Regions from separate parts of the Homo sapiens genome. Here region 1 is linked to region 2. A link is a contact called in ENCODE Hi-C or POLR2A ChIA-PET data. All regions are on one chromosome and are shown on one strand. Each heading gives the region's core, a stretch centred on a gene start or an enhancer-like site at or near the end of the contact. The rest is flanking DNA. Distances are from core to core; before and after follow the strand shown.

Region 1 (6,191 bases), core at 690-3,189, 380 kb before region 2:
TATCAACAGGATGAACAGACAACATATATAATGGGAGAAAATTTTTGCAGTTTCTAATATCCAGCATCTATAAGGAACTTAAACAAATGTGCAAGAAGAAAAGAACCCCAATGAAAAGTGAGCAAAGGAAATGAACAGACACTTCTTAAAAGAAGACATACATGTGGCCAACATGCATATGAAAAACAGCTTCTATATCACTGATCATTAGAGAGATGCAAATCAAAACCGCAATCAGATACCATCTCACACCAGTCAGAATGGCTATTATTAAAAAGTCAAAAAATAGCAGATGCTAGCAACATTGTGGAGAAAAAGGAATGCTTATACACTGTAGGTGGGAGCGTAAATTAGTTCAATCATTGTGGAAGACAGTGTGGCAATTCCTCAAAAACCTAAAAACAGAAATATCACTCAACTTAGCAATCCCATTACTGGTATATACCCAAATGAATATGAATCCTTCTGTTATAAAGATACATGCCAGCATATGTTCATTGCAGTGCTATTTACAATAGCAAAGACATGGAATCAACATAAATGCCCATCAATGATAGACTGGATAAAGAAAATGTGGTACATATACACCATGAAATACTATGCAGCCATAAAAAGTACAAGATCATGTCCTTGGCAGAAACATGAATGGAGCTAGAGACCATTATTCTTAGCAAACTAACACAGGAACAGAAAACCAAATAACACATGTTCTCACTCATAAGTGGGAGCTAAATGAGAACACATGGACACATAGAGGGGAACAACACACACTGGGGCTGATCAGAGGATGAAGGGTGGGAGGAGAGAGAGGAAAAATAACTGATGGGTACTAGGCTTAATACCTTGGTGACAAAATAACCTGTGCAAGGAACCCCCATGACACAATTTTCCCTATATAACAAACCTGCACAAGTACCCCTAAATTTAAAATAAAATTATGAAAAAAGACATATGAACATATTTTACTGGATTCTTATAATATACCTCTTTGAGATAGGTAGGTTAGATACAATTATCACCATTTAGAAAATGAAGATACAAGCTCAGACATGAGGATTTTTTGTTTAGCCTACTAATCAGGATAAGTTTTAGAAACTGCTCTGGTACCAAGCTAGATATTTTATTTTGAGTTCTAATTTTTTGTTTTGTTTTGTGTTTTTTTTTTCTGCCTTGTGATCATGAAAAAAAGACACATAATTATTTCAGCTTAGGCTAATACAGTAATTGTACATTTTTTTCCAAGAAAGTCTACACCTATTTTAATATCCTGATTGTTCCTTCATATAGTATTCTATCAACCTCCCTCAGATTTCCATTTCAGTTATCTTCTGGGAGAAAGACAGAAAAAGAGACAGAGAGATAGAGAGGCTGGTGAGAGAGAGGGGGAGGGAGACAGAGAGAGACAGAGACAGAGAGACAGTTGGTTTTCATATATTTCTGGAGTATGTTTCTTATGTATGTAAGATAGGCCTATTCACTTGTGCAGGGATGAAGTACTTTATTTAAAATAAAATAAAAAAAAACTTTGCCCATCCTCTTGCATGAGGACAAGCTTTGTGTAATGTCTTAACCACTATAGGTTGCTTATACCTGTGAAATTTGCATATTGGTATAGGTCTTCATTTCCTGTACACTTTAACAAAAATTGGCATAGATTAGTCAGTGCCATTTGGTGTCTTTATTCTACCTTGTTAGAATTAAGCTGGAGGGGGGAGTAAACAGTAATTTGTTGGGGTAGAGTTGTTGGTAGCACTAACATTAATATGAGGCCTTCTCTTTCAGTTCTAATCAAGTCATTTTGGACCTCTTACTTCTGAGAAAACTGCTTCTGTATATGAGTTGAATCATCTTTCTAAGGTCATTCATAGGTCACCTGTTGCTCACAAAGAAGAAATGCACTGTATGAAACAGCTAAGGTGATTCACCTGGGCATATGCTAAGCACAAATCAACAGAGGAAGAGGCCAGATTCCTGTAAGAATTGGGTTTCTAATTTCTTTTCAGTATATAAACATAGGTAGTTATTATATTGTTTCAGACTTTTCTTTACAACAAATTGTCTTCTTGATTTTCAGAGTATTTAAGAATCTTAAAATAGAAGAAAGAAAACTAGAATTTAAATATTTTAATAAACAACCATGTCTAGGTAGGGCACAGTGGCTCATTCCTGTAATCCTAGCACTTTGAGAGGCCAAGATGGGCAGATCACTTGAGGTCAGGAGTTTGAAACCAGCCTGGCCAACAGAGCAAAACCCCATCTTTACTAAAATACAAAAAAATTAGCCAGGCGTGGTGATGCACACATGTAGTCCCAGCTACTCAGGAGGCTGGGGCAGGAAAATCACTTGAACCCAGGAGGTGGAGATTGCAGTGAGCTGAGATCGTGCCACTGCACTCCAGCCTGGGTGACAGAGTGAGACTCTGTATCCAATAAATAAATAAACAAATAAACAAACAAACAACCATCTCTAAAACTTCTTTTTATGATAACAGGTTGTGGCAGATTAAAGACAGGCAGGTGTTCTTAGGAACTCCTTTCATGAAAAGGTGAACCCTATTACTCCTCCTTTGCATTTTGGTAGGCCCTATAACTGCTTAGTGGATAGAATATGATGGCAATGATGTTCTGTCAGTTTTCAAGTCCAGGCCTGAAGACACTGGTAGTTATCCATGGTAGTGGGAATTCTAAGTTGTCCTCCAAAATTTTACCTCATAGAGTGCATGCCTCATTCTGTAGACTTCTCTTGATTTGGGATGAGACCTATGACTATGACATATGTCACTTCAGGAATTATGCTACCTTATATGGCAATGGCCAAGGCATTTCTGGATGTAATTAAGATCTCTAGTAAGTTGGCTTTGAATTAATGAAAGGGACTTTATCTTGATTAGGTTAGAACTAGTCAGGTGGTCCTTTTAAAGAGGGCTAGGTCTTTGCAACAAATAGTGCTGGAACAACTGGATATCCAAAGAATGAAGTTGGACCCCTTCCTCACACCATACACAGAGATAAACACAAAGTGGATTTTAGACCTAAATGCAATGGCTAAAACTATAAAACGCTTAGGAAACATACAGTAAACATCATGAACTTGGGGCAGGCAATAATTTCTTAGATACAACATCAAAAGCAAAGTAGCAAAAGACCAAAAAAGATAAATTGTACTTCACCAAAATTAAAATTGTAATGATTCTAAGGATATAATCTAGAAAGTGAAAAGTCAACCAATTAAATTGGGAAAATATTTGCAAATCATATATCTAGCAAGAAATGTATTCATAATATATTTTTAAAAAACCTGTGGAAACTCAGGAATTGAAATAACAATAACTCAATTTTAAAAATGAATAAAGGATTTGAATAGATATTTTCCCAAAGAAGGTATACAAGTGGCTAATAAGCACATAAAAAGATACCTTCAAATCATTAGTCATTAGGGACATGCACATCAAAACCACAATGAGATACTACACACCCAATAGGATGGTTGTAGTAATAAAAAAAAACAGATAATAACAAGTGTTGAAAAGGTTGAGGAGTAATAGAAATCTTCATACATTGCTGGTGAGAATGGAAAATCGTGTGGCTGCTTTGGAAAGTAGTTTAGCAGTCCCTCAAATTGTTCAACATAGAGTTATCATATAATCTAGCAATTTCACTTCTAGGTATAAAACCAAGTGAAATACAAGCATATGTGCACACAAAAACTTCTGCATGAATGTTTATAGTAGCATTATTCACAATAATCCCCAAATAAAAATAATCTAAATGTCTATCAACATTGATAGATAAATAAAATGTGGTATATCCATAAAAATATTACTCAGCTATAAAAGAGTATAAAGTACAAATACATGATACAACATTATATCTTGAAAACATTTGCTAAGTCACAAAAGACTTAGTGACTCATGATTATGAATCAGTCACTAAGTCTTTTGTGAATGTGAATGATTCCACTAATATAACTAAACAGGAAAAAATTTATAGAGATAAAAACGATTACTGGTTGCCTAGGGCTAGGGGCAGTGGTGGAATTGAAAGTAACTGCTTGGCCAAGTGCGGTGGCTTATGTCTGTAATCCCAGCACTTTGGGAGGCCGAAACAGGCAGATCACCTGAGGTCAGGATATCAAGACCAGCCTGGCCAGTATGGTGAAACCTGGTCTCTACTAAAAATACAAAAATTAGCTAGCTGGACACAGTGGTGTGTGCCTGTAGTCTCAGGTACTCGGGAGGCTGAGGCTGGAGAATCACTTGAATGCAGGAGGCAGAGGTTACAGTGAGTCGGGACCATGCCACTGCACTCCAGACTGGGTGACAGAGCGAGACACCATCTCAAAAAAAAAAAAAAGTAACTTCTAATGGGCACAGGGTTTCTTTCTGGGATGACAAAAGCATCCTAAAGTTAGAAAGCAATGATGGTTGCACAATTCTGCTAAAAACTATTGAATTTCATACCTTAAATGAGCAAGTTATATTTCAATAAAGCTGTCCTTTTATTTATTTATTTATTTATTTTTACTTTTTAGACAGAGTCTCGTTCTGTCACCAGGCTGGAGTGCAGTGGCGTGGTCTCAGCTCACTGCAATCTCCGCCTCCTGGGTTCAAGTGATTCTCCTGCCTCAGCCTCCCAAGTAGCTGGGACTACAAGTGCCCACCAACATGCCTGGCTAATTTTTGTATTTTTAGTAGCGATGGGGTTTCACCATGCTGGCCAGGATGGTCTCGATCTCTTGACCTCGTGATCTGCCCACCTTGGCCTCCCAAAGTGCTGGGATTACAGGCATGAGCCATCGTGGCTGGCCAGCTGTTCTTTTTTTTTTAAACAAAGAGAAAAGCTTATGTCTTTCCTGAGCTCAGAGACATTCCCCTGTTTGTCTCAAAGAAAGCAGTTGCCTTGAGTTCTATAACTGCCAGAAATGAATTCTGCCAACAACCCAAGTGAGCTTGAAAAAGAATCTTAAGACTCCGTTGAGATCGTAACCATGGTTGACACCTTGATCAGGCCTTGTGAGATCCTGAGCAGAAGATCCAGCTAAACCATGCCCAGGCTTTTGACCTACAGAAACTGTGAGATAATAAATGGGCATTGTTTTATGCCACCAAGTTTGTGGTAATTTGTTACATGGTAATGGAAAACTAGTACATTTCTTCTTTTAGTGTCTTGGAACACTTGCTTTTGAAACTCAGCTGCCATGATGTGAGAAGCCCAAGTCACATGGACAAGCTACCTAAGCTCGCAGCTAAGAGCCAGCATCGTCTGCCAGCCATGAGAGTGAGCCACTGTGGCCACTCAGTCCAACTTTGACTGCAGGTGCCTTAGAGACCCCAAGCAAGAACCACTAAGCTGTGCTCAGCTAATTCACAGAAATATGAGAGATAATAAATTTAAGTTTTAGGGTGGTTAGTTATATGACTATAGATAACATGCTTAGATAAAGTAGATAAAATAGATAACATAGATAAAAATGCTTATTTTATTCATTAAAAAGGGTCTTTTAAATTCTCTTAGTCTTATAAGTGAAACACTGCTTTCAGTTTTCTTCATTTTGCTCCTGGAATCCTTCTGACTGTATTGAAGGTTGACAGGTGACTTCTCTTAGGACGAGCTGAAAGACATGGCTAATTTTTGTGCATCTTCAATTAAAAATTAAACACTTAGTAGAGTGAAGTTGTTGTAATTGCTGCTGTATTTAAGAAAAACAATAATAAGGGCCACACTGAGAATGTTACAATTAATTAAAGAATGCATTGTCATTATTACGTAAGTATAGATAGAGATTTGTGTTTAGAAAGAAAAAAAATCCAATGCAGATACATTGAATCCAAATTAAAAATGTATAATAAATATCGTAAAAAGACCACTCATAACCGTGATGTTATATGAAGAAATGGCCATAATAAATAAATTCCTTATGCTGTTATACTTTAGATTGACTAGCATTTCCATACTAAAGAAAACTATTCGGTGGTAACATTTTTGGTGCTTGTACCTACTTGTATTATTCACTGTGGCTAAAGCCAATTTGTTCACAAATATGATAATTATCTAATTCTGGATAGGAAAACTCTTCTTATCTCTGGAATAAAGTTTCTAATTGCAGCAAAAATAATTTTCAAATATTTTTGGGCAAAAAGTCAGTGCATGAGCTTCAAATATACTTTGTTCTGTTAAAATTGGAATCGAGA
Region 2 (5,367 bases), core at 2,596-5,095:
TCTCAGGAAAATGCTGAGAGAACTCTCAGGGAATTTATCCCATCTCTACATTCCTTTAGTATCTTCTTTACCTTTCCATCAAGTCACTGCTTATCCCATATCTTTATTTATTTAGTTAGTTATATACAAGATTTATTCATATTAGTATGCCCACAGCATTTATTTCACAACATGAATATGCAGAGTAAATGTTTTACAGATGATGTAAATGAAGAATGAGTAAACTAATTAATACAAGTTAAGCCATAATCCACTGCTAAAATTTAAGCACTTTTGGATATTTCTGTCTACCCTACCCTATAAATGGCAGGGTAGACAATACATAGCAGTAAATATATTTTTTTTTCTGCTTGACTATAAAGCCTAACTATATAACACTTTCAGTGAGTGTTATTTAATATCTTGTGTTGTTGTTTCCAACTGTGGAGGGATCTTTTACTGTTCTAGTACTGAGAAAATAATAATAGAGGGCATATATTGAGCATTTACTGTGAGTTAGGCAGTTGCTATGGACTGAATGCTTATTTCCCAAAATTCATGTATTGAAGCCCTAATTCCCAATATGACGACATTAGGAGGTGGGGCCTTCAGGAGGTAATTAGGTCATGAGGATGGAGCCCTCATGAATGGGATTCCTGTCTCTTAAAGAGATATGAGAGAGAGGATCTTTCTCTTTCTCTACCATGTAAGAATACAGCAAGAAGTCACCCATCTGCAAACCTGGAAGCAGGTCTTCACAAGGAAACGAATCAGCCAAGTGTTAGTTTGTTCTCACACTGCTATAAAGAAATCTAGACTGGGTAATTTATAAAGAAAAGAGGCTTAATTGGCTCCTGGTTCTGGAGGTTACACAGGAAGCACAGTTGTTTCAGCTTCTGCGGAGGCCTCAGGAACTTTCCAATCATGGTGGAAGGCAAAGGGGAAGCAGACCTGTCTTACACAGCTGGAGCAGGAGCAAGAGAGAAGGAGGGGCATGCTACACCGTTTTAAACAACCACATCTTGTGAGAACTCTATCACGAGAACAGCACTAGGAGGATGGTGCTAAACCAGTCATGAGAAACCACCTGCCGCCATGATCCAATCACCTCCCACCATGCCCCACCTCCAACACTGGGGATTACAATTCAACATGAGATTTGCATGGGGACACAGATCCAAACCATGTCAAGCTAGTAGCTTGATCTTGGATTTCACTGCCTCAAAAATGGAAAATAAATGTTGTTTATGCCACCCTGTCTATGGTATTTGTTATAGCAGCCTAAACTAGGACAGCAGTCTTGTAAGGACTTTATGAATAAAAATGTATTTAATCTTCATAATAGCTTGATGAGTCATAGTCAATCAATTCTCATTATTCACAGTACTTATGTTCTGTACAAACAATGAATTGGACTGCTGCTCCTAGAAAAAATAAATGGTCAGGTTCCTTTGAGCCCCTGGTGACAGCATTTTCATCAACTGAACATCTATACAACCCTGTTTTATGTGTGCTTGTGTTTAAAGACACCTCATGTAACATATAATGTTGTTTTATTTACATTAAACTCATGGCCAACAGCACTATAACTCCTGCCTGAATAAAACTTATCTAACACATGTATTTTCTCCATAAAACACACCACAGCCTTCTTGCACACAGAAACACTAGACAGACAGCACTTTGGCACTACACTTAGGGCCATTTTAGAAGGTGAAATCACCAACAGAAATGCACAAAAATGTGAAAATGTTGCGTCACCTAGACTGTGGAAAGGACACGTGTTTACAGCATGTGAGCTGAAACCAGAAAGCAGAGCATCGCCTTGTTTGACCTCAGCTGGGAGCATGTATATCAGGTGAATAAAATTTTTCACAGCTCTGTGCATGTCTTCAAATAACCATGAAAGTGCCGCAAGTATTGATTTTGGAGTTATAAATAAATTGTAGTGAGCAGACAAATCTGCAAATATGAAATCTGTGAATAACAAGTGTTAAAGATGAAATATTTGTGCCCTGAATTGATAGGTAGGTCCCCTATCCCACAGTGTGGATGTATTTGGAGATGGGGCGTGTAAGGAAGTAACTAATGTTAAATAAAGTCCTAAGTGTGGGGTCCTGATCAGACACGACTAATTTCCTTATAAGGAAGAGACACTGGAGAGTTTTCTCTTTCTGCACCTCATGCTCTGAAGAAAGGACATATAAGGACACAGTGAGAAGGTGGCCATCTGTAAGACAAGAAAAGAGCCCTCACCTAAAGCCAGATTAGCCAGAACCTTGATCTTGGACTTCCCAGCCTCCAGAATTTTGAAAAAATACATTTCTGTTGTTTAAGCCACACAGTCTAGTATTTTGTTATGGTGGCCCAAAGCAGATGAAAACAGTAAGTACTGGTTGTACTATTGTAATTCCACTTTAAGAATAAGGAAACTTGGGCAAAGGGATGATACGTAACTAACACCTGACTTTCCTATCTACTGCTTAACGGACCTGGTTTCAAACCCATGCAGTCTGATTCCAGATGATATATTTTAAGTGCCAGAACACTATGCTAGACTACCTCCTTGAACTAGACCATGTGATGAGGCTGCCCTTCCCTTTTGCTCTAAATTGGTCTGTGAAATCATCAGGTTGAGCTCTGAAGCACACCTCTTCCTTTCCTGACAAAGCAGATTCTCTTTGTATCTCTCCAACTCCTCGATAGCTCAAGATATAAAAAGAGAACACCAACATGACACATTCTTTTTTAAAGCTGAACACCGCTTCCCCCAGCTGCCAACCAGCAGAGAGTCAATCTTCTCCTGGAAATTTCCTCCCGTTGACCATGTTGTATCCATTAACTAGGGAGAAAGTTTTCCCAGTACACTGTCCATATTACTGCATTGTCATAATTGAAACCATTAGGTTACATTCTTTCCATATGTGAGAGTGTAGCCAATGTGCCTCACTTGGTGATACTTCAGTTCCTTGGTTCTTAATGTGTTTTGGGTAATGGACCACTCTAATAATCTGAGGAAAGTTATGGACATATTGCCCCAGAAAAAAAAATGCACATGCAAAGTGATATAGGAGCTTTTGCATAAATTTCAGGGACTCAAAAACCAACAGAAGCCCACTCTCCCTTCCAAAAGCCCTTTCTCTAGTAATACTATTTCATTTACACAGAAAGGATAACAGCCTCTGTCTACAATCTATATAGTGATGACAACAGCAAATGGAAAATCTACGTTGGAAGACTTGGCATTTATGTGAAGCTGTGTTTCTGGCTACTGCAGAACCTCTTGTTACATTGTATCATGCTTATCTTCATGCTTAGCTTCATCAAGATGAAGCATTTCAATACTTCATCTTTATTCCCACAGTCCGTTAGCTGTTTCCAAGCCCTTCTCACTAAGAAACAGGGGCAAAGCACAACATGTACGTGAAAAGAAAGAAATGCTCTGCTTCCCTTTAGAGGGGCATTGGTTTCTGAACCTTGGGAAATGGGTGATGTTACCACACAGCCAGCCAAAGTTTCCAATGGCAACTGAAAGCAGAATAGCAAGAAACCAGTTCAACAGCTGACACCAAAATGCTTTTCCATATGTAAAGCCGTCTTAAACCCACAAGAGACACTGAGAATAAACTTTGTGCTTTCTTTTCTTTTTTGCTTAATACCAAATGGGTCAGGGAGAAGCGCTGGACGCTTTTAAAAATGTACTTATAATTTTGAATCCAAGCTGTGCAAGTACCCATTGGAGACAACTGTTCTCTCATGGCCTGCTTTGAATAAACAATCACAGCTCTGTGTGATATTACTTCTTAACCAGATTCTAGCATTGAGCTGTTGGCTCGCCATGGTTACTTGCATTCTAAACCAGTGGCTCCTTTTCCTTCCCCTTGGCTAAGATTTCTGCCTACTTGGCAGTGGCTCCCTCTCATTTGAACTTTTGCCCTCTTTTAATCTCCACCAAATTTTAGTCTAAAAGAACCTTTCACGGGCACCTTTTGTTACTCTGAGTTTCTTTCTCGTGTGAGAACCAGCTTAGGGAGCTGCTTACTGGAAAACACTCAAGGGCCTGTCTTCCTCCTCTGTGAAGCCAGCAGTGACAGGCTGTTTTGTGTATGTACTTTTCTCCCCCACTTTTTTTTTTTTTATTAAGGAAGCACAAGATGCAAGCTGTTTGCTGAAAACAAAATGTTTGCTTTCAAAAGCAAGGGAACACACACATATTTGCATATGTCCGTGTGGCTCCACTATTGTCTGACTCCAGGGCCACTCCTCTTTATTTCTCCAGCATATAGCTCTTTCAAAACTTATTTCAGATCAAAAGCCAAGCTAATGAAAAGTTTTAGTTCTTCCTAACTTCCCACACCAGTCACAATTCAGCAAGGCCTTCCAGGACCTCAACATCCATGGAGCCCAGTCCTCTTTCCAAAGAATAAACAACATTTCAACCCCTCCTCCCATTTGATGGTTAGACAATCTGCTTCCTATATAAATGGAGTCTGCCATTTTATTCAGAACCCCCGGCTTCATCCTGTTCATTCTCTGGATTCTCTCCTCAGCCTGGACTCATAGCCACTCAGCTTTGTGCTATTGTCCTCTCCTCACCCTAACTGTGCCTAACCACTAAGCTATATCAGTTCCTTTCCCAAAAGCAAATCCACTGTCTCTCTCTCTGCTTATTTTCCTGAGCCTCACAGCATGGGGATCTGTTCACCAGACAGCTGGAGTGTTGACTCCAGCTGGAACCCACCCTGATGCCTGGTAATTCAGTTCTGCAAATTCTCCTTTGCAAAATATTCTAGACCTCTCCTTTCTCTCTGCCACTCTCAATAATCTTCTTGCCTCTTGACTCAGAAGATAGGGGTTTACTGGCTCAAGCTACTAGTTTTTCCCACACTCACTCTTTTTTCACACCCTGGTAAATACTCAGAAGTTGCCATCCAGTCTTGGAGGGGAAGTGAAATTCCTCTTTCCCAAAGCCAATCCTATCTTTGTGAGCTCAGGCCTTCCAGATGCAAAGGGACTATGCTTTATATTTTCTTCACAGTCACAGCCATTTATTCCCAACCAACTCCTACTCTTCTGCCTTCAAACATACTTAAATGTTTGAAAAACAAAAACAAAACACTTCCGAGCAAGCTTTCTTGTTCCATATGCCCTTCTCACTACCATCCAACTTCTTCCCATCCTTATAACTCCACACTTGAATTGCCTGCATCTGTCACTTTTATTTCTTCATCTCACCTCGTCTACTCTCTTATCTCTCTTTTCTCACTTTCAGCTTCACCACCATTCTAAGAATTTTCTTATGAAGGCCATCAATAAAAATAAGGATGTTTCCTTCACCTTCAGTGTCTTTGTCTTCCATGCTGCAAATGGTCTACTTTTCATACAACT

Evidence for each region. Hi-C counts contacts between places; a loop is a spot of excess contacts on that map. ChIA-PET counts read pairs that join two places held with the same protein, here RNA polymerase II (POLR2A).
Region 1: a loop to region 2 is called in a map of aorta, with 2.2 times the contacts of the local background. The contact joins two enhancer-like sites. A Hi-C loop is called at or near these places in 1 of 168 maps with a recorded cell type or tissue (aorta). POLR2A ChIA-PET finds 5 or more read pairs at or near these places in 1 of 52 experiments (HCT116).

The regions. Positions count from the first base shown.
Region 1 is chr6:19,413,604-19,419,794 of GRCh38, reverse strand. No RefSeq gene overlaps it. Among named protein-coding and RNA genes, the nearest start is that of LNC-LBCS, 390 kb to the left of the region's middle. Within about 2 kb of position 1,939, at least 5 of the 41 ENCODE cell types and tissues checked have a DNase peak (open chromatin) inside an H3K27ac peak, as active enhancers do.
Region 2 is chr6:19,034,194-19,039,560 of GRCh38, reverse strand. All of the region lies in intron 3 of LOC105374958 (a long non-coding RNA gene), which reads right to left. Among named protein-coding and RNA genes, the nearest start is that of TRQ-CTG1-1, 200 kb to the right of the region's middle. Within about 2 kb of position 3,845, at least 2 of the 41 ENCODE cell types and tissues checked have a DNase peak (open chromatin) inside an H3K27ac peak, as active enhancers do.